Linked DNA regions of Homo sapiens: region 2 is linked to region 1. The links are chromatin loops, found by intact Hi-C in ENCODE. Cell type or tissue: PC-9. All regions are shown on one strand. Links, peaks and the distances in the headings refer to the core of each region. The heading gives the core; the rest is flanking DNA.

The links. A loop is a pair of places that touch in the nucleus more often than their neighbours do. Peaks named below come from ENCODE experiments on the same cell type or tissue, not always from the same donor. Only the 100,000 strongest peaks of a DNase experiment are listed, where the experiment ranks them.
Region 2: a loop joins it to region 1, with 8 times the contacts of the local background. A loop is called at or near these places in 5 of 110 quality-filtered maps.

The regions. Positions count from the first base shown.
Region 1 is chr18:22,663,717-22,673,882 of GRCh38, reverse strand. No RefSeq gene overlaps it. Among named protein-coding and RNA genes, the nearest start is that of CTAGE1, 250 kb to the right of the region's middle. RefSeq lists a cis regulatory region at 5,680-5,697 and an enhancer at 5,617-5,761. In PC-9, for the core only: no CTCF peak of the experiment used is centred there; a DNase peak (open chromatin) is centred at 5,672; H3K27ac peaks cover 1,759 bases.
Region 2 is chr18:22,607,597-22,617,762 of GRCh38, reverse strand. It overlaps LOC124904262 (a long non-coding RNA gene), which reads left to right and starts at 3,493. Exons shown (of 2, transcript XR_007066307.1): 1 at 3,493-4,998; 2 at 7,570-8,209. In PC-9, for the core only: no CTCF peak of the experiment used is centred there; no DNase peak of the experiment used is centred there.

The DNA.
Region 1 (10,166 bases), core at 859-8,858:
AATTATTTATTTATTTATTTAAATTATATTTCCTTTCCTTTAGTGGTTTGGGAGCTGAATATCCTATACTTATTCTTCTAGCAATTTCACTTAAATTTTAAAGAAATTTAAATTTATCTTATTATCTAGCTACCAGGAATTATTTTGTATTAATATCAGCCTGTTCTCCTGCCTTCTTCTCTGAATCAAAATCAGAAATTTAGCATGCTTTCAGTTCCCTCTTTTTCTTCTCATCTGTCTATTTCCTTTCATGTTGATATTGTGATTAATTTTATGTGTCTGCTTGACTGGGCTAAGGGATACCCAGATTACTGGTGATATATTATTTCTGGGCATTTCCGTGAGGGTATTTCTGGAAGAGATTAGCATTTGGATTAGTAGACTGTCATCGTCCAATTCATTGAGGACCTGAATAGGACAAAAGGCTGGAGGAAGGGAAAATTTGCTTCCTGTTTGATTTGGGACATCTGTTTTCTTTTGCCCTCAGACATCAACAATCCTGGGTCTCAGGTCTTTGAACTCAGACTGGACTTACATCATCATGGGCTCCCCTGGTTTTTGGTTATTCAGACGGGCTGAATTATACCACTGTCTTTCCTGGTTCTCTAGCTTGTAGAAGGCTGATCATGGAACTTTTGTCCTCCATAACTGTATAAGAACAACTCCTATAATGAAATATTTATATATGCATTATAGTTGAATAACCAGCTGACCCTTGAACAATGGGGGGCTAGGGATACTGACTCCCTGGCAGTCAAAAATTCATGTATAACTCTTGAATCCCTAAAAACTTAACTACTAATAGCCTATGATTGACCAGAAGCCTTACTGTTAATATGAACACATACATGTCAATTAATGCATATTTTGTATATTATATGTACTATATACTGTATTCTTACAATAAAGTAAGCTAAAGAAAAGAAAAGGTTATTAAGAAGATCATAAGGAAAAGAAAATACATGTTCTATTCATTAAGTGGAAGTGTATCATCATAAAGGTCTTCATCCTTCTCATCTTTACATTGAGTAGACTGAGGAGGAGGGGAAAGAGTAGGGGCTGGTTTTGTGGTCTCTAGAGTGGCAGAGGTGGAAGAAAATCCATGTATAACTGGATGAACCCACACAGTTCAAATCTGTGTTGTTCAAGGGTCAGCTGTATATCCTCTTAGTTTTGTTCCTCTGGAGAATCCTGACTAATACAGATATTTTCCAAGATAGTTAGTAATAGATTATTACTAATTTTATGTACCAATAGTTATTTTGATAATTATAAAATTATCATTTGCTCACAACCTTTTAATTTCTATTTTTGCATATTTTGAAATTTTTTTTACTGAGTATATAATTAAGTAATTCTTTCAGAGAATGTGCTTAATATGTTTTTTGACTATTAGTGTGCCTATAAATCTTTTTTAAATTTGCACTCCCACTTCAATATGAATTTGGCTGGGTATAAGATGCTATATTCAAATTTCCTTTAAAACTTCTGAAAATAATATTATTTTTACAAAATCCAGCCTCTGATAATAATAATATAATATACAATACATTAATAGCAAAAACATGATAAAAATTTAACTGCCTAAAATTTAAGAGATACCCTTTTCATAGACCCTTGGATCAAATAAGTAATCAAAATTGAGATTCTAAATTAACTAATACATAATATAAAAGAGAATACTTCCTACCAAAATCTATGTTATACAGATAATGCTAAATTCAGAGGAAATATTACAGCCTTAGGTATCCTAATTATTAACAAAATAAGACTGAAAACAGAGGATGCAGTTGGCAGTTGAATTGGAGTTGGAAAAGGAGAGGAGCAGAAATGCAGTGAAGTCACCAGTTTCATTGCTGGTGGCACTTTTACTGTTAATTTTAATATTTACAATTTTGAACTATTTGGAATTTATTTTGATTCAAGGTATCAGGGTGGATCTAACTTTATTTTTCCTCCAAAATATCTAACCAGTTGTCTCAATATAATCCATATTTTCCTCTCTGATATGAAATTCTGCTTTAATCATAGAATGAATTCTCAGATGAACTTTGGTCTATTTTTGCACCAGCCATTCTGTTCTAATCATTTGAGTATACACTTTGGCATAGTTCCTGGATATTTTAATTATTATAGCTTTGTAATACATTTTGATACCTGGTAGAACAGGCTCCTTATCACTTTTATTTTTATATTTTATTGGCTTTTTGTCACATCTTCTAATTTTTAAATGAATTTAAAATAACTTTTTCAATTTCCTGAAAAGAACTAATTGAGAATTTGAATGGAATTGATTGTACAGATTAAATCAAGGGGGAATTAACATCCATTATATTGTTCTGTCCCAAGAACAAGGCGTTCATTCCCATTTAAAAATTTAAATTTCCAGTTTCCACTCCAATGTGTAACCAGCTTAGAAGTCATCACTCCCATCCTTACAACAAGACAAAAGTGGAACAAACTGAAAATCAACAACACTTCTTAGATTCATCAGAGAATTAAGGTCACAGAGCAAACTAGTGCCTTAAAAACTGGAGAGAAAGGAGAATACAGAGAATCACAGCTTAGTGGGAGCAGAAGCTGCTGGAGCCAGAAACTTAAACTGTAATGATGAACTGCTGGAAGCTGAGTGTGGACTAGTTTGAGAGTTAAAAACTTAGTGGTGGGGCGATTCCTCTCACTTTTGGAGTTTTACTTCCCTAAGCCCCACAAGGTGTTCTCTCATAGTGGAGACTGGAGAAAAATCCCCCTGGGCTTCCAGCAAGACAGGGAAAGTACCCATTTTGAAATAAGCTTGGAGTGTTCTGTCCTCTGCCTGCTCTCAAAGGAATTTACATTTCTAGAATCTAAATAATGTAGGGGAAGGAAAATACCCAACTCTCACCCTAACTAACTTTCCTATCTCACCTGAGAGGGAAAAAAATTAAGAAGCATTTATGAAGTTCACAGCCCAAGAGCACAGGCTCATTAAAAAATTGAGACCTAATTATGGAATTATAGAATGTCCCCCGCCAGTTACATATCTCATTGATGTGTCAACTAAACTCCTAAATCATAACAGATGATAATAGTTGAAAAGTCTGCAAGGCTCAGACTCTATTTAAAAAGACATTTCTAGGGAAACCCAAAGATAACTGGAGAGACAAAAACAAGGACAGTAGAAGAAATTGAAGCCTCAGACGCTTATAGCTACAACAAAAAGTAAAGTGTAGCTCCTAACCAGGTAATCATAAACCCTCACACCAAAGACTGACTTACCTCAGGTTCTATTACCTAATATATCATGTGTAACTTTCAACAAAATTTAGGTGCGCTAATGGGCAAGAAAAAACAAACATAGCCTGAAAAGACAAAGCAGGCAACAGAACCTGACTTAGATTTGGCAGAGATTTTAAGATTATCAGACCAACCAAAAATTTAAAATAACTATAATTAATGTGCTGAGAGCTCTGATGGAAAAAAAGGTAGACAACATGCAAGAACATGCAAGATGGGTAATATAAACAGAGATGGGAACTCAAGAAATCATAAAAGGGAAATGCTAGAAATAAAAAACATAGTAACAGAAATAAATGACCTTGTGTCTGAAACACCTCTTTTGAGTCCTTCATATCTCCCAATTTCACCTGTCTCAGCTGCCGTTGGCCATTTGCTTTTTAACTACGGCCTCCACAGCAAACTGTGGGTGGGTTCAGAGTGACTTCAGGAGTGTAACCCAGCAGGGAGCAGTGGCCCATAGTACAGATCTACAAGGCCCCTGAGCAGTGGTGTGAATGGCTTGGTTTATTGGTCAGAGGCCTGGAAGGAATAAGAATAGAAAATAAGGAGCAAATAGGGAAAGGAGTTGTGGGATGGACCCTTGGGAGTGATCATAGAGCATATGGATCTTTATGTCTCATATTAAAACCCCAAAGAGCATCCACTACCAAAGAGGTTCTTGACCTTGAAGCTGTCCACAATTCTCTTTTTCTCACATCTCACCTCCGATCCACCTGGAAATTTTAAAGGGTCTACCTTCAAATTATATTTAGAATCCAACCACCTCTGGCATCTTCCTGCTACTATTCTGGTCCATGCAAGCATAATTTATCCCAACAGCTTCCTAAATTGTTTTAGTGACTCAGATTTGCCACTTCCCTTCATTTTATTCTTCCATTAATAAACAGATTGAGCTTTATTATAAAATGTAAGTCAGATCTGGCTATTCCTTTTTTTTTTTTTTTTTTTTTTTTTTTGAGACAGAGTCTCGCTCTTTCGCCCAGGCCGGACTGCAGTGGCACTATCTTGGCTCACTGCAACATCCGCTTCCCGGGTTCATGCCATTCTCCTGCCTCAGCCTCCCGAGTAGCTGGGACTACAGGTGCCCGCCACCGCGCCTGGCTAAGTTTTTGTATTTTTAGTAGAGATGGGGTTTCACCGTGTTAGCCAGGATGGTCTTGATCTCCTGACCTCATGATCCACCCGCCTTGGCCTCCCAAAGTGCTGGGATTACAGGCGTGAGCCATCGCGCCCGGCCTGATCTGGCTATTCCTTTGTTCAAAATCCTGCAATGGCTTCTCATTTCTTTCAAAGTGAAAGTCAAGCCTTGTAAAGCCTCTATGAGGCTTTACACGCTTTGACCCCTTGTACCCCCTGCCTCATCCCCTACACTGCGCTGAATTCACTCTGCTCCAGCCACATTGGCCACTTTGATGCTCCTCCAGCATGCCAGCCATATGTCTCCCCAGAGTCTCTGCAGCGGTTCTTTCTTCTACCTGGGCCAGTCCTCCTAAGATATCCTTATGGTTCACTCTCTCACCTGCAAGTCTTAGTCAAACACCACCTTTACAGTGAAGCCAGGCCTTAACCCTCTTTCTCTGCCAATACACCAGCATCCTTATCCCTCAAACTGCTCTATTTTTCCATAGTTGTTAACACCTTCTGCATAATTTACCTATTTATGTTGTTTATTTTCCACTTCCCACACTACAAGGTAAGCTGCATGAGAAGAAGGACATTGTCTGCTTTGACATTGCTGGATCCTTGGCATTCAGTGCTTGGCATATAGGACATGTTCAATAAGTGTCTGTTGAATGGTTAAATGTACTTGAGTGAAGCTGGAAGCTTCCAGCATTCCATTTCTTGCTGGTGCCAGCAGATTGTATGAACTTCCTACAAACCAAGTTCAGTCAGCTGCTCATGGAGAAGTCATCAGTGAGCACAGCCTTGGTAGAGGAGGGTGTGTCCTGAGAAGGCCCTTTGAATGAGAGATGGGGGTGCTGCTACCTTCTAGACATAGTTTGCAACCTAATGAAGTGTTACGGTAGAATCAGGAAAGTAGACAGTGAATGAGGAAACTGAGGCCCTGGGAAGTTAAGAGACGTGCCCAAGGCCACATAGCTGTTCAGTAGCAGAGTACAGTATATTTTTCCTAAACAGAGCGTTGATGTACTTCCTTTTGTCAAAGCATGATAAAAATGAAAATGATTTTTCAAATACACACTTAGTGGGCCTGACATGTGGGTGTACATTTAAACATTTCCCAAATGCATGATATTCTTGTTTATCTAGTTTCCAAAAAAGTAAGACATTTCTATCATTCTGAGTGGTATGACACCATCAGGATGGTTGTGGCGGCTAAAAAAACACACGAAACACATAGCACGGAAAAAGACTCAGTCATAACAAAGCCTGGCTTTCCTTATCAGCACGAACCCAGGAACCCTGAGAGCACCCCCAAATATACATTGATGATGATGCTATGAGTCACTGCATGACTCATAGCTCACTGACCACTAGAAAATAGAAATATGAGGAGTAATTCACTGCCTAGGCCAAATGGAACTGAAGAACTTTCCTACCTACCCTACGAGTGATACATCAAATTAGGGATAAGGTGCCATCTCTTTCTTCTTCTTGGAGTGGATTAGTTCCCCCTCTTTGTGCTTCTCCCCAGAGACACAAGGACAGATAAGCCTCTGGTGTTGCTAATAATCTCCCAGTGAGCCATTCTATTACTGTACCTGCCTACTTGGGCTCATTCTGTAAAGAAATTCAACCCATAAGAGTGCCTCAGCACACAAAAATGTACTTCATCACTCCTCAGAGCAAGATGGCTTCTTGGATCAACATTTTATTCCTTCCCTCCCTTGACCGAGACACTAAACAGACCCATAATAAACCGTCCTCAACTGCACAAGTAAGAAAATTATTCTTAGGGCCAAGACACGTTGTTCTCCAAAACTGTTTCTCTCTTTTATTTGTAAGAATCAAGGAACCAGAAACCACAATTTGGGGGCAGAGAAGATTAATGGAAATGTTCATGTTTCTAAAAAAAAATAAAGAGTTCTATTCTCCAATACCTTTCCAGTGGGGCTGCTGTTTCACTCACATGATCTGGGTGGATGGGTCAGTGTTTAATCTTTGCTTTACCAAGGAGGGTCCTGAGGAGGCTGGAAGACACTGGCTAAGGTCACAAGGCCAGTCCTTCCCAGGAGGTGGGATTGCCTGCTCTGAAGTTCCTCCCTCCCCTGCCTGGGCTGTGTCTGACACCCCCGCACACCATCTTTCAGGGCTTAACTGCACCAGTCCACATAGTGAGGCTGATACAGGCCGTCTGGTGACAGGAGGCTGTCTGGCGTGTGGATTTCCTCTCATTCAGAAGATAGCACTGTAAAAATATGATCTTACCTTCACAAAGTGACCCCTGCTTTTGGAGCGATGGGTGCTCTGTAAAGAAACACCCCAGGGATGGGTGTTCTTCCCTGCCCCTTTTATTCCCTCCACACTAATAGAAAGATCTTAATAGCATCAAAAAGGCATCTTCTGTCTGGGGTCTCCAGTGCTGCTCAGGGATCATCTCATAAGACATGAAGTATGATGGGCAACTGCAGGGGGCCCTGGTTCTGCCTGACACAAGGGCCACCGTGGCTTGTTTGCACATCTAAGATTACTTGAATAATCTTGCCGATGAGAAGCAATTGGATCAGTGTTTTCCTGGAGAGAAAAGTAGACACTGAACACTGAAAGGAAAACTGCCGCTTTGGTGAGGTGAGCCCTGGAGCAGGTGTCCAGTATCTCTCCCTTCATTGAGATTTCTTTGCCATTCTCACGGCAACTCATTCCTTAAATAAGCATCAGCTGAATTCCTACTTTGTGTTAGGTATTGAGCTAGGCTTGGAGATACAGAGATAAACATTTCCTGAAATAGAACAAGAAGAACCAGAGTGCTGAGGCAAGTGCAGAGGCAACCTACATCTGTCGAGAGTAGGTTGAACCAGGGAAAGCAAAACAAAGTCCAAGTCCAAAGGGCAGGAGGAAGGCCAAGAGCAGAGTTCAGATACTTGTTGGGGTTGGAGCTGAGGTGTCTGAGGTTTACCTGTCTTGACTCAGATCAGTAAATACACATTTTCATTGAAACATCAACTAGTATCTTCATTATGGTCAGCTTGATAGTACTCACTTCTATCTTTTTAAAACTTTTTACATTTTTGTTTTTCATTTTTTTTAAAATTATGGATTCAGGGGGTACATGTGTTGGTTTGTTGCATGGATATATTGCATAATGGCAAGGTTTGGGCTCCTAGTATACCCATCACCCAAATAGTGAACATTGTACCCAATAGGTAATTTTTCAACCCTCACCTCCTTCTACCCTCTCCTATTTTGGAGTCCCCACTGTCTATTATTTCTATCTTTTTGTCCATATGTACTCATTGTTTAGTTCCCACTTATAAGTAAGAACATGTGCTATTTTATTTTCTGCTTCTGAATTGTTTCACTTAGAATAATTACTTCCAGCTCCTTTCATGTTGCTGCAAAAGACATGATTTCATTCTTTTTTTATGCTGCATAGTATTCCATGGTATGTATATAATATATATTATAGATATTATAGATATAATATATTTATAATATAATATATAATATATTGTATATTTATTATATATTATATAATATATATTATATATCATATTATATATTATATAATATATATTATATATCATATTATATATTATATAATATATATTATATATCATATATATGTTATATATTATATATAATATATATTATATATCATATATATATTATATGTAATATATATTATATATCATATTATATATTATATATTATATTATATATATTATTTGTCAGCTGGAGGCATCACACTACATGACTCTAAACTATACTACAGGGCTACAGAAATCAAAACAGCATGGTACTGGTACAAAAACAAACACATAGACCAATGGAACAGAATACAGAACCCAGAAATAAGTCCTCACATCTACAACTATCTGATCTTTGACAAACCTGACAAAAACAAGCAATGGGGAAAGGATTGCCTATTCAATAAATGGTGCTTGGATAACTGGCTAGTCATATGCAGAAGACTGAAACTGGACCTCTTCCTTATACCATGTACAAAAATCAACTCAAGATGGATTAAACACATAAATATAAAACCCAAAGCTATAAAAACCCTGGAAGAAAACCTAGGCAGTACCATTCAGGACATAGGCCCTGGCAAAGATTTCATGACGAAGACACCAAAAGCAATTGCAACAAAAGCAAAATTGACAAATGGGATCTAATTAAACTAAAGAGATCCTGTACAGCGGAAGAAACTATCAATAGAGTAAACAAACAACCTACAGAATGGGAGAAAATTTTTGCCAACTATACATCTGACAAAGGTCTAATATTCAGCATCTACAAGTGTATTAGCCTATTCTCACATTGCTATAAAGACCTACCTGAGACTGGGTAATTTATGAAGAAAAGGGGTTTAATTGACTCACACTTTCACAAGCTGTACAGGAGGCACAGCTGGGGAGGCCTCAGGAAACTTGCAATCATGGTGGAAGGGTGAAGGGTAAGCAAGCACATCTTCACATGGTGGCAGGAGAAAGGGTGAAAGGGGAAGTACTGCATACGTTTAAACAATCAGATCTCCTGAGAACTCACTCACTATCATGAGAACAGCAAGGAGGAAATCTGCCCCCATGATCCAATCACCTCCTACCAGGTCCCTCCCCCAGTACTGGGGATTACAATTCAACATGAGATTTGCGTGAGGACACAGAGCCAAAAACCATATCAAGAAGGAACTTAATTTAAAAGAAAAAACAAAAAAAAAAACCATTAAAAAGTGGGCAAAGGACTTGAACAGATACTTTTCAAAAGACGACATACATTTGACCAACAATTATATGAAAAAGAGCTCAACATCACTGATCATTAGAAAAATGCAAATCAAAACCGCAATGAGATACCATCTCATACCAGTCAGAATGGCCATTAATAAAAAGTCAAAAAAAAAAAAAAAAAACAGATGCTGGTGAGGCTGTAGAAATTAGTTCAACCATTGTGAAAGATAATGTGGTGATTCTTCAAAGACCGAAAGACAGAAATACCATTTGACCCGGCAATCCCATTACTGGGTATATACCCAAAGGAATTTAAGTCATACTATTATAAAGACACATGGTGTGTATGTTCATTGCAGCACTATTCACAATAGCAAAGACATAGAATCAGCCTAAATGTTCACCAATAACAGATTGGATAAAGAAAATGTGGTACATATACACCATGGAATACTACACAGCCATAAAAAAGAACAAGATCTTGTCCTTTGCAGCAACATGAATGGAGCTAGAGGTCATTATCCTAAGCTAACTAATGCAGGAACATAAAACCAAATACTATATGTTCTTACTAACAAGTGGGACCTAAATGATGAGAAGACGTGGACACATAAAGGGGAACAACATGCACTGGGGCCTGTTAGAGGGTGGAGGGTGGGAGGAAGGAGGGGATCAAAAAAAATAATTAATGAGTACTAGGCTTAATACCGGGGTGATAAAATAATCTGTACAACAAACCCACATGACACTAGTTTACCTAGGTAACAAACCTGCACATGTACCCCTGAACTTAAAACAAGAGTTAAAAAAAAAATCTCATTTGTCTACTTTTGTTTTTGTTGTATTTGCTTTCGAGGTCTTGGTCATTAATTCTTTGCCTAGGCCAATGTCCAGAACAGTTTTCTCTAGGTTTTCTTTTAGGATTTTTATAGTTTCAGGTTTTTAAAAAAAAAATAGTTTTAAGTCTTTAATTAATCTTGAATTAATTATGGTGGGAAACAGGGATCTAGTTTCATTCTTCTGCGTATGGCTACCCAA
Region 2 (10,166 bases), core at 1,160-9,159, 56 kb after region 1:
CCAACTTGGTTCCATTCTCCCTGTCACTTTCAGGTACACCAATCAGACGTAGATTTGGTCTTTTCACATAGTCCCATGTTTCTTGGAGGCTTTGTTCATTTCTTTTTACTCTTTTTTCTCTAAACTTGCCTTCTCTCTTTATTTCATTCATTTGATCGTCAATCACTGATACCCTTTCTTCCACTTGATCGAATCAGCTACTGAAGCTTGTGCATGCATCACAAAGTTCTTGTGCCATCGTTTTCAGCTCCATCAGGTCATTTAAGATCTTCTCTACACTGTTTATTCTAGTTAGCCATTTGTCTAACCTTTTTTCAAGGTTTTTAGCTTCCTTGTGATGGGTTCAAACATGCTCCTTTAACTTGGAGAAGTTTGTTATTACCAACCTTCTGAAGCCTACTTCTGTCAACTCGTCAGTGTCATTCTCCTTCCAGCTTTGTTCCATTGCTGGCGAGGGGCTGTGATCCTTTGGAGGAGAAGGGGAGTTCTGGTTTTTAGAATTTTCAGCTTTTCTACTCTGGTTTCTCCCCATCTTTATGGTATTATCTACCTTTGGTCTTTGATGTTGGTGACCTACAGATGGGGTTTTGGTTTAGATGTCCTTTTGGTTGATGTTGATGCTATTCTTTCCTGTTTGTTAGTTTTTCTTCTAACAGTCAGGTCCCTCACTGCAGGTCTCTTGGAGTTTGCTGGAGGTCCACTCCAGACCCTATTTGCCTGGGTATCACCAGCGGCGGCTCAGTTGGAAATACAGAAATCACCCATCTTCTGCGTTGATCATGCCAGGAGCTGCAGACCAGAGCTGTTTCTATTCGGCCATCTTGGAATGGACATAAGATGTACTTCTTAAATAATGAAAATTGAAAGACAAAATTACTCCTTGATCCATGGGCTGCAGAATGGATGTTGTGTTAGCAGGCCTGAAAACAACATTCATCTCCTTGTACATTGCCATCAAAGCTCTTGGGTGGCAACATGCATTGTTAATGAGCAGTAATATTTTGAAAAGAATTTTTTTTCTGAGAAGTAGGCCCAACAGTGGGCTTAAAATATTCAGAAAACTATGCGGTAAACAGAAATGCTATCATTCAGGCTTTGTTCTTCCATTTCTAGAGCACAGGCAAAGTAGATTTAGCATCATTCTTAAGGACCTTAGGATTTTTGGAATGGTAAAAGAGCACTGACTTCAACTTAATGTCACCAGCTGCAGTAGCTCCTAACCACAAAATCAGCCTGCCCTTTGTAGCTTCGAAGCCAGGCATTGACTTCTGCTCTATGAAACGATATCTTCTTGCAATATAAGGCTGCTTTGTCTATATTAAAAATCTGTGGTTTAGAATAGTCACCATCATCCATGATCTTAGCTAGATCTCCTGGACTTCTTGCTGCAGCTTGTCCATCAGCACTTGCTGCTTCATCTTGCACTTTTATGGTGTGGAGATGGCTTCTTTCCTTAAACCTCATGAACCAGCCTGTGCTAGCTTCACACTTTTCTTCTGTGGCTTCCTCACAATTGAAGAGAGTTGGGGTCTTGCTCAAACCTGGCTTTGGCTAACAGGGTGTTGTGGCTGTTTTGACCTCCTACCCAGACCACTCAGACTTTCTCCATATCAGCAAGGAGGCTGCTTCACTTCCTTTTCATTTGTGTATTCACTTTTAGTTTCCTTCAAGAACTTTTCCTTTGCAGTCACAACTGCGCTGACTATTGAGTACAAGAAGCCTAGTTTTTGGCCTGTCTCAGCTTCTGACATGCCTTCCTCATTCAGCTTAATCATTTCTAGCTTTTGATTTAAAATGGCACACATGTAACCTTTCCTTTCACTTGAACATTTAGAGGCCATTTTAAGGTTATTATTTGATCTCATGTCAATAGTGTTCTGTCTGAGGGAATAGGGAGGTCCAAAGAGAGGAATGGGGGGAGATGAAGCAGCTGCTGGTTGGTGGAGCCATCAGAACACACACAACATTTATGGATTAAGTTTTCCATCATACATGGGTGCGGTTTGTGGTGCCCCAAAACAATTACAATAGTAACATCAAAGATCACTGATCACCGAATACCATTAAAAGATGTAATAATAATGAAAAATTTTAAAGTATTGTGAGAATTACTAAAATATGACACAGAGACACGAAATGAGCACATGTTGTTGAAAAAAAAAAAAAAGATGGTGCTAATAGACTTGCTCAAAGCAGGGTTGCCATGGACCTTCAATTTGTAAAAAAAGACAGTATCAGTCAAGTGCAATAAAGTGAGATATGCCGGTATATGAGGCTTCGTTCTTGGCCCTGGTGGTGAGGTGGATAAAATGCAGAGGCTCTTTTCCCTGGAGAAACTCCTGAATCCTGTGATCTTAAGCAAGCTTTGTCCAAGAGATCAGATCAACACCTGAATAGTGGAAATTCTGGCTTGACCATTCTGGTTGGTGGTTTTGGTCCTAGAGGTATCCCTTATGACAGAGAAGACTTGTATTTCAGCTGAGTTATCTTTAAGGTAAAATGCTATGCACTGAGTACTATATTTTATTCATTGATACATACTGATCTGTTGAAGATATGTCCCTCTACTCAGGCATCTGCTGACAATATCCTGTTCTCATGGTTTGCTGGTGTGGCCTTCACCACTAGTGTGTTCTGAGACCATCACTGTCACCCCCATGCCTCACAGCTGCCTCCTTTACCAGGCCCTGTGGACTTGAAGTTCTTCTCAATGCTTACCCGCTGCCTTCTGCTCATAGGCATGGTTCTGATGCATCCTAAATAAGTCTGTATGTGTGTCGAGGAGGGTACTGGTAGGAAGGAAAATTATTTGTGCATAAATGAAGGGATATATTATGATATATCAACAGATAATATTTTGTTTCTGCTGTTTCATTTTCACCCAGATTTCTTCTCTTTCTTTTCTCGAAAAATGCTCTTTCTTAAACAGGCCTTGATTTGGAAGCTGGTTTTCTGGAACGGTATTTATCAAGTCTGTTTGCACAGTATCTAACTCTTTGGATGCTTTATCTTTTCTTGTGTCCCATTTAAACCCTTTTTCTTTTTCTGAAAATCATGTTTTTAAATCAGGAAATATTCATTCAATGTCTACTGTGTGAAAGGTAACTTGCTTGGCACTGTGAAAGAAAATTAAAACAAAAGGTGTGCTGTCTTCTAAGATCCTGTAGTTTAGGGGGAGAGACAGGCACATAAATAACTCCAATATGGGCCAATCATGTGAAGTATTTTAGTGAAGAAAAAAAGTGTGTTTGTTTATTTATTTATTTATTGAGACAGAGTCTTGCTCTGTCACCTAGGCTGGAGTGCAGTGGCGTAATCTTGGCTCACTGCAACCTCTGCCTGCTTTGTTCAAGCAATTCTCCTGCCTCAGCTTCCCAAGTAGCTGGTACTACAGGTAAGCACCACCACGCCCGGCTAATTTTTTGTATTTTTGGTAGAGATGGGGTTTCACCATGTTGGCCAGGCTGTTCTTGAACTCCTGACCTTAGGTGATCCGCCCATCTTGGCATCCCAAAGTGCTGGGATTACAGGCATGAGCCACCGCGCCCAGCCAAAAGTATATTTAGCTGGATTAGGTATAGATCTACCCAAGGAGATTGAAGGGGGCAGTCATACATTTTCATCTAAAATCTTCTTTCTTTCCTTAAAATCTTACAAAATCAAATGGGTGGCTGCTTCTACCAAACTGCCCACTCACTTCTTACTTCTCAATTAGTTTTCTCTCTCTTTCTCCCTCAATAAAGATAGGGCACTATGGAAGATTACACCATTTCAAACACATTCCAAAATGCTGTCTCAGCCCATGCCTGGCTGTTACTGCTTTAGGAGAATCTGATGAACATGTTTAAACACTCTTAGCACCCGAGGTTGTCTGTGTATAGTTGGGGAGCAGGTGGCCCGCCTGGGTAGAAAGTTATTACCTATTTTCATTTTTGCTTTGAAGGTTAAAAAGAGTCTGATTCTAATAATCGATTTACCTCTTAAATAGGGAAATAAGTCTGACTCCTGGGAAAAGGACATAAATTAACCTCTGGAAGTCATCAGAACTTATTAGCACATAAATGCTTCTGCTAAATCTGTCACCTTTCATTGAGCGCTCTGCCCGTCATGGGCTGTATTTGAGTTTTGTGGTATGCACTTAAGATTTTTAAGTGTGAGAGACATTTCCTTCTTTCAGGGTGAGGCAGGGTGACCCAAGGTCTCTGAAAGGTAAATACCAACTCCCCTGTCTCCCGAGCGAGCGAGCGAGCGACGGGCCTGTTTACAGTGTACCACCCTTGTCTGCAGGGAACATGCTTCACATTTTCTTCCAGGTGACGGGCTGCCTGCCAGTGACACCGCACACCTCGAGAGCTGCACAGTTTCTGCAGCAATATCATTCCTCTTCGGCTCCACCCTTTCCCTTTGAGCTTTACATTTCGTCCTTGCTCTGTGCAGTGCACCAATCAACACAAATTCAGGCAACCCCTCATTTCTCCCTCCTTTGATGACCCTGAAGCTCATCATCTGGCCAGCCCATCGCAGCCCAGAGCCATGTGTTGGGCGTGCTTCTGCCGTGGCGCTGGGAAGTCTGTCTGGGTGCTGTATTGTTTTATATTTTTCTCCCTCCTTCCCATGGCACCCTTTCTGCTGTTCCTTTCCCACCTTAAAAATAAATCCAAGGATATGAATAGCTTGAAATGAACTAAATCGGTCATTGTTATTACAGGAAAACTTTATACAGAATGCAAGCAATAATCCGCTTATATACACTGCGCTCTTACACAATAACTGATCCTTCATCGCTCTTCTCTGCTTGGCAAACGGAGTAGCTACCTTCTCATTCCCACAGTATTGTGTAAACATGAAAAGAAGCCAGAAGAGGTTCCTTTTATTTTGTTTTTGTTTTTTTGTTGTTTGCTGGCTTCAGGCTGGGCCCCAGCAGAGGGCGAGTGGCAGGAGGACACTTGAGTGGATTCTGCAAAAAGCCACACAGCTTTCCTCTGATGGATCAAAATGGTAATATTGATTCTATAAAAGTTTAAAGAGGTATTATGGCTGATTGGCAGGCATCCCTTTATTGAAGACATATCAAACCACAGGAAAAACTACTGGAACAGCTACTAGAACCCTATGGTTAATATAAAGTTTCCCAAATTCTGAAATTAAGCCTCCTGGCTGCCACCCTGGAGATATTAAACAAACTGTATATCTTCTATGTGCATCACTTATTTGTAAGGATAATTATATTCTTTTTCTGTTTTCCTACACCTTCTACTTCAGAATACACTAAAAACCCCCAAGTCACTTGAGCCCAGGAGTTCAAGGCTGCAGTGAGCTATGATTGCAGCACTGCATTCCAGCCTGGGTGACAGAGAAGGATCCTCTCTCAAAAAAAAAGGAAAAACAAAAATAAAAATTCCCAAGTCAAACCTTTAGTAAGAATTAGACTAAATTATTAAAAGCAATTTTGGAAAAAGAATTTACAAATGCAAAAAGAATGAGCAATTTACCTAGATACTTTGAATTTGCCAAATGAAGCTGATGCTTTGCAATGAAGCCTTTCTCATGCAAATCTGAAATTGCAGATGAACTCCAAATGGGATCCCTGATCTGTGATAGGAACAGATGAAGAAATGAAGCTTTTTATAGTATTTTGATGAACACTTTAATATTTCTCATCTGTCCTTGAGAAAGACATAATACATGCTAGCCTAGGGCTTGCTACATTTGGTATTGCTGTTTTTAGTCGTTAGCAAATTTTCTCAATGCTTTGGCTCTTTTTTTCTTTCTTTTTTTTTTTTTTTTTGAGACAGAGTCTCTCTCTGTCGCCCAGGCTGGAGGCTGGAGTGCAGTGGCGCAATCTCGGCTCACTGCAAGCTCTGCCTCCTGGGTTCACGCCATTCTCCTGCCTCAGCCTCCTGAGTAGCTGGGACCACAGGCACCCGCCACCATGCTTGGCTAATTTTTTGTATTTTTTTTAGTAGAGATGAGGTTTCGCCGTGTTGGCCAGGATCGTCTCGATCTCCTGACCTCATGATCCACCTGCCTCGGCCTCCCAAAGTGCTGGGATTGCAGGCGTGAGCCACCGTACCCAGCTAATGCTTTGGCTCTTAATTAGGACTAAGAAACATTTAGCAAAAGCTAAAGAGTCAGCTGGGTAATTAGGAAGTCAGGTCAATCAGTTCAACCTTTTCTATGTCCCTGCTGCAGGCAGGGCACTGAGTTGAGCGTCATGTAGGATATAAAGGTGAGTAAGAAATAGATGCTTTCCTCCAGGAGCTAGGAGACTAGCTAAGAATCTAGGATAAGGACACAGCACTTCAATCGAAGACATTAAGATGGTACAAATAAAGTGTGTAGGTTCTATTTATGGTAACCTAGGAAACATAAAAGCAAAGGAGGAGTTTTAAAAAATACTCGCTTGGAAATTAACATTTCTCTAAGATCAATGGTCAGTTCTCTTTATTAGTCTAGAGGCAGCAAACTTTTCTTTCCTGGGGCCTTATCCACAGCAGGTGCTTAGGTTACTTTATTAGAAATAGCAATAGTTTATGAGAACTGGACAGAAAGACTGCCACCTTCTTCACTCTCTCTAGCATCAGTGCAAAATCATGTGGAGGTTTGATTGTTAAAAAGCTACTAGACATGGTTTTGTGGTTTGCATTTGACCTAATCTACAAGATTGTTTTAGAGCTAAATGTTTTGAGGAAGGATCCATAGATCTTAAGAAATAAAAGAACTATAAGCAAATTGATCCAACTCCTTGTTTTTAAATAGATAAGGTGTCTTTAGTCCCCATTTGATGGACACTATTCAGAGATTGAATGCATTGCTGGAAGTTGCATGTGGTATAAGCATAGGAAGACTGGACTCCTGGTCCTTTGCCTCCCAGGACAGCGCTGTTGCACCACCTCTTGTAGATGAGAAAATTAAAACACAAAATTCCTGCGCATTGGTAGAAAACTCTTGTTTTTGTTTTCTTGCCTGTTAATCCAAACCTCTAGCTATAAAATAATATTATTCTTGGAGATCTTAATTGTCATTATTTATGTAAGATTTATACCACATCTATTTCCAAAAAAATTTTTAAATACATTGCAACCTTATATACACTACAGAATAAAACATCTAGAAACAGAACAACACCCTTTTTTTCTGAAAATTAGACAGAGTTAGCAAATAGCTGACGGGCAAGCATATGTTATTCCACTCCAGGATGGAATTTAGTTTTGAAGTTTCTTTGCAGATGAGATAAAATTATAAGTGTGTGAAACTATATTATTCCCTTACCTATTGGCTTTAAATTGGATTTCCAAATTTAGTAGAACCCAAAAATGAGAAGAAAGTGTTTTTTAATAGACCTTGTAGATGATCTTTCAAGTTTTGACCTTGTATAAAGCATTAGATTAAGAAACAAAGTATAAAAAACAATTACTCTTCAGTACTTGTGTGCATGTGTTTTAGAAGGATAATGGCAGTGGGCACATTTCTGGACCTGCAGCATGGGTGGGGAAAGTTTCTCTTTTGTGGGAGGGATGTCTAAAGTTTTCTCTAATTGTTTTTAGAATACCTATTTTTTTTTTCTAGAAAGAACGTCGGTCCTGGCAGTCTTTCAGCCACAAAGCTTTGAGAAATGGGGCTAAATATTAATAATAACTGCTTGGATTATAATGAGGAATCAATCAAAACACATACTGTTGATGAAGATGCCTTGAACACCGTGGATGCTGTAGAATAAGGGATTATGACTACAGCAATTCTTGGCTCCCTTCTCTGTTTGTTTAAGGGTTACACAGGCTTTGTTTAATATCTCCGTGTCTCAGTCCTTTCGGTTGAAGCACAAGGCATGCTTCAGCCACCTGAGATTAACTGCTAAACCCTGCAGCAAGCCAGCATCTCCTCCCTGCTGCCTCTCATCCGTCAGGATCTGCTCTGGAAATGGGCCAGTGGTGACGTGTGGGAATGCAGCCCTTTGTGTTTGTTTTTGGTGTTGGATTTGGTGGCCTTGGTCACGGATTGGCTTCCTTCTTTGAAACTGAACATCTTCCATGCCTTTGTGATTGAGTGACAAAAGTTCAACCTGCACATGCCAAAATGAACAGCCTAGAAAACTGATTATGGTTTCAGGACCAGCTTTAAAAAAAAGCAACAAAACCCTTCCAGTCACCCAGAGTTCTAAACATAATCGGTTGGTTCCCAGAAGTACAATAAAAGGAAGCCAGAAGTATTTTAGTCCCTAGTTGTTTATGAATCAACCTGATTTTCTTTTTCAGACTTTGAAGGTCACAGAATCAAATCATGTGGAGCCATTTCCATCAGTCCTCCTACCCACCCTTTCTCCCCTGTTCTCTGTTGCAAGTAGGGTTTTGCTAGGTTTAAGTAGAACATTGCTCAGAATTTCCAGGGGTTCTTAATTAAAGCAGGTTTCTTTTCCAAGAAAGCTGCCTTGGAAATTACTGGAAGGGAAGCAACAGTGACAAGTAAAGCAGGCGTCAGAATACCTTCAGTGTACCCCAGCCCTGCTCCTCCCCTAGAGCACAGGCTCAGGAGTTCTGCTGGCCTTAGGTAGAAGCCAAGGAAGAGGGGCCTGCACTCATCTTTCTGAGTAAGCCAGGGCACTTCATGTCTGGGATAAAGCCAGCAGGGCATGGGACATGGCATGGAACTGAATTTATATAGGAAGTAGACAATTAAGCCTGAGTCTTAGACACACACAGGAAGGTGACAGAAGAAGAAAGAATGACGTTTATTATTTTCTAGAGATCTAATCTAGAGAGCTTCAGTGTCCTTGCCATAATGTGACCTTTAAGGAACACAGCAAAAATCTTGGCATATTGCTTGCCAAATATTCAGGCACCTATTATGTGCCAATATGAATAGCACATAATAGGTACCTGAATAATGTAAGTTCTCTTCCCCACCTTTCCCCCACTTTTCTGCACATTGAATAGGATGATTTTAATTTTGCTTTACAAATTATTCAGTTATATCTGTTGTTATTTCATAATGTAAACAATTTCATATTGCTTATATTTCTTTTTTAGGACTTAATGAATAGCAAGGAAATATTTTTGTAATTGATAAGCTTGTTATGCAATTCCAGAAACCTCCTTTCAATGCCTCTAACATCCACATGGTACACTCTGGCACAAGTCAAAAAATATATTAAAAATAAGAACTAAGAATTATCAGATGCCAACTATGTGCAAGGCATTGTATTAGGTTCTTTATCTTAGGTTTTCCATTTAACCCTCAAAACAACCCCAAGGGCGAGGACGAGTCTTTCCCATCTCCCTGTGAGAAAGTAGCTTCAGAGAGCTCTTGCCCAGGTCTCACTGTGAGCAGGTGGCAAAGTTGTTGCTGGAGTATTGTTTACTCAAACTCCAGGGTCCAAGTTCCTTCCACCTCACATAATGCCAAGGCTCTACTGTAGGTACAGGAAGCGAGAGCAAGAGATCTTCTCACTGCCTTCCACAATGTGGCTTCCTTAAAAGCATTTGAAGAAGGAGATGGATTCTACCAACTGTAGACAGCATCTCTGCTGGGGCCAGGCTGAGGCAGGACGGGTCTTGGGGGTGGAGTCAGGATACTCCTTTCTCATCCAGCCTCCAGCCAGCTGTTTGTGTTTGGATTTTTCTGGGGGCTAAGAAGTTTCCCGGTAAGAGACGGTGAACTGGGTCTTCAAAGGGGGTCCTGATGTACACCAGCTCATCTGGAGAACAAAATGGGGAGAGCAGGGCAGGGTGACAGAGGTCAAATTGCTGGGGAGATTCTCCGGATGCCTGAGAGAGGGATCGACCTAAGGAAGGGGGATTCAGGCAGTGAGTCCAACTTACCAACAAGGTTGTGGGGCTGAGAGAAGGTGTAGACCTTAGATTTTCTTGAATCTGCCCTGACCCCACCACTTTGCAGGGCTCTGTGCAGCCTGGAGTGGGAACGGCTGTCTGTGCATTAGGAGGTGCCACTCAGTAAGCCAGGCTTCAGCATCTTCCAGCCCATGCTGCCCTGCTGTGGTGCCTACTAGCAGCCGGGACCTCAGAGAGCAGGGAGCTACTCTTCTCACTTTGTAACCAACTGCCTGGAGTACCCAAGTGCCAGGAGGATTGAAACCGGCACCCAAGACTTCGCTAACATATCAGGGGAGGCAGAGATCAGCAGGAATGTGCCATGGCTGTGGCCACAGT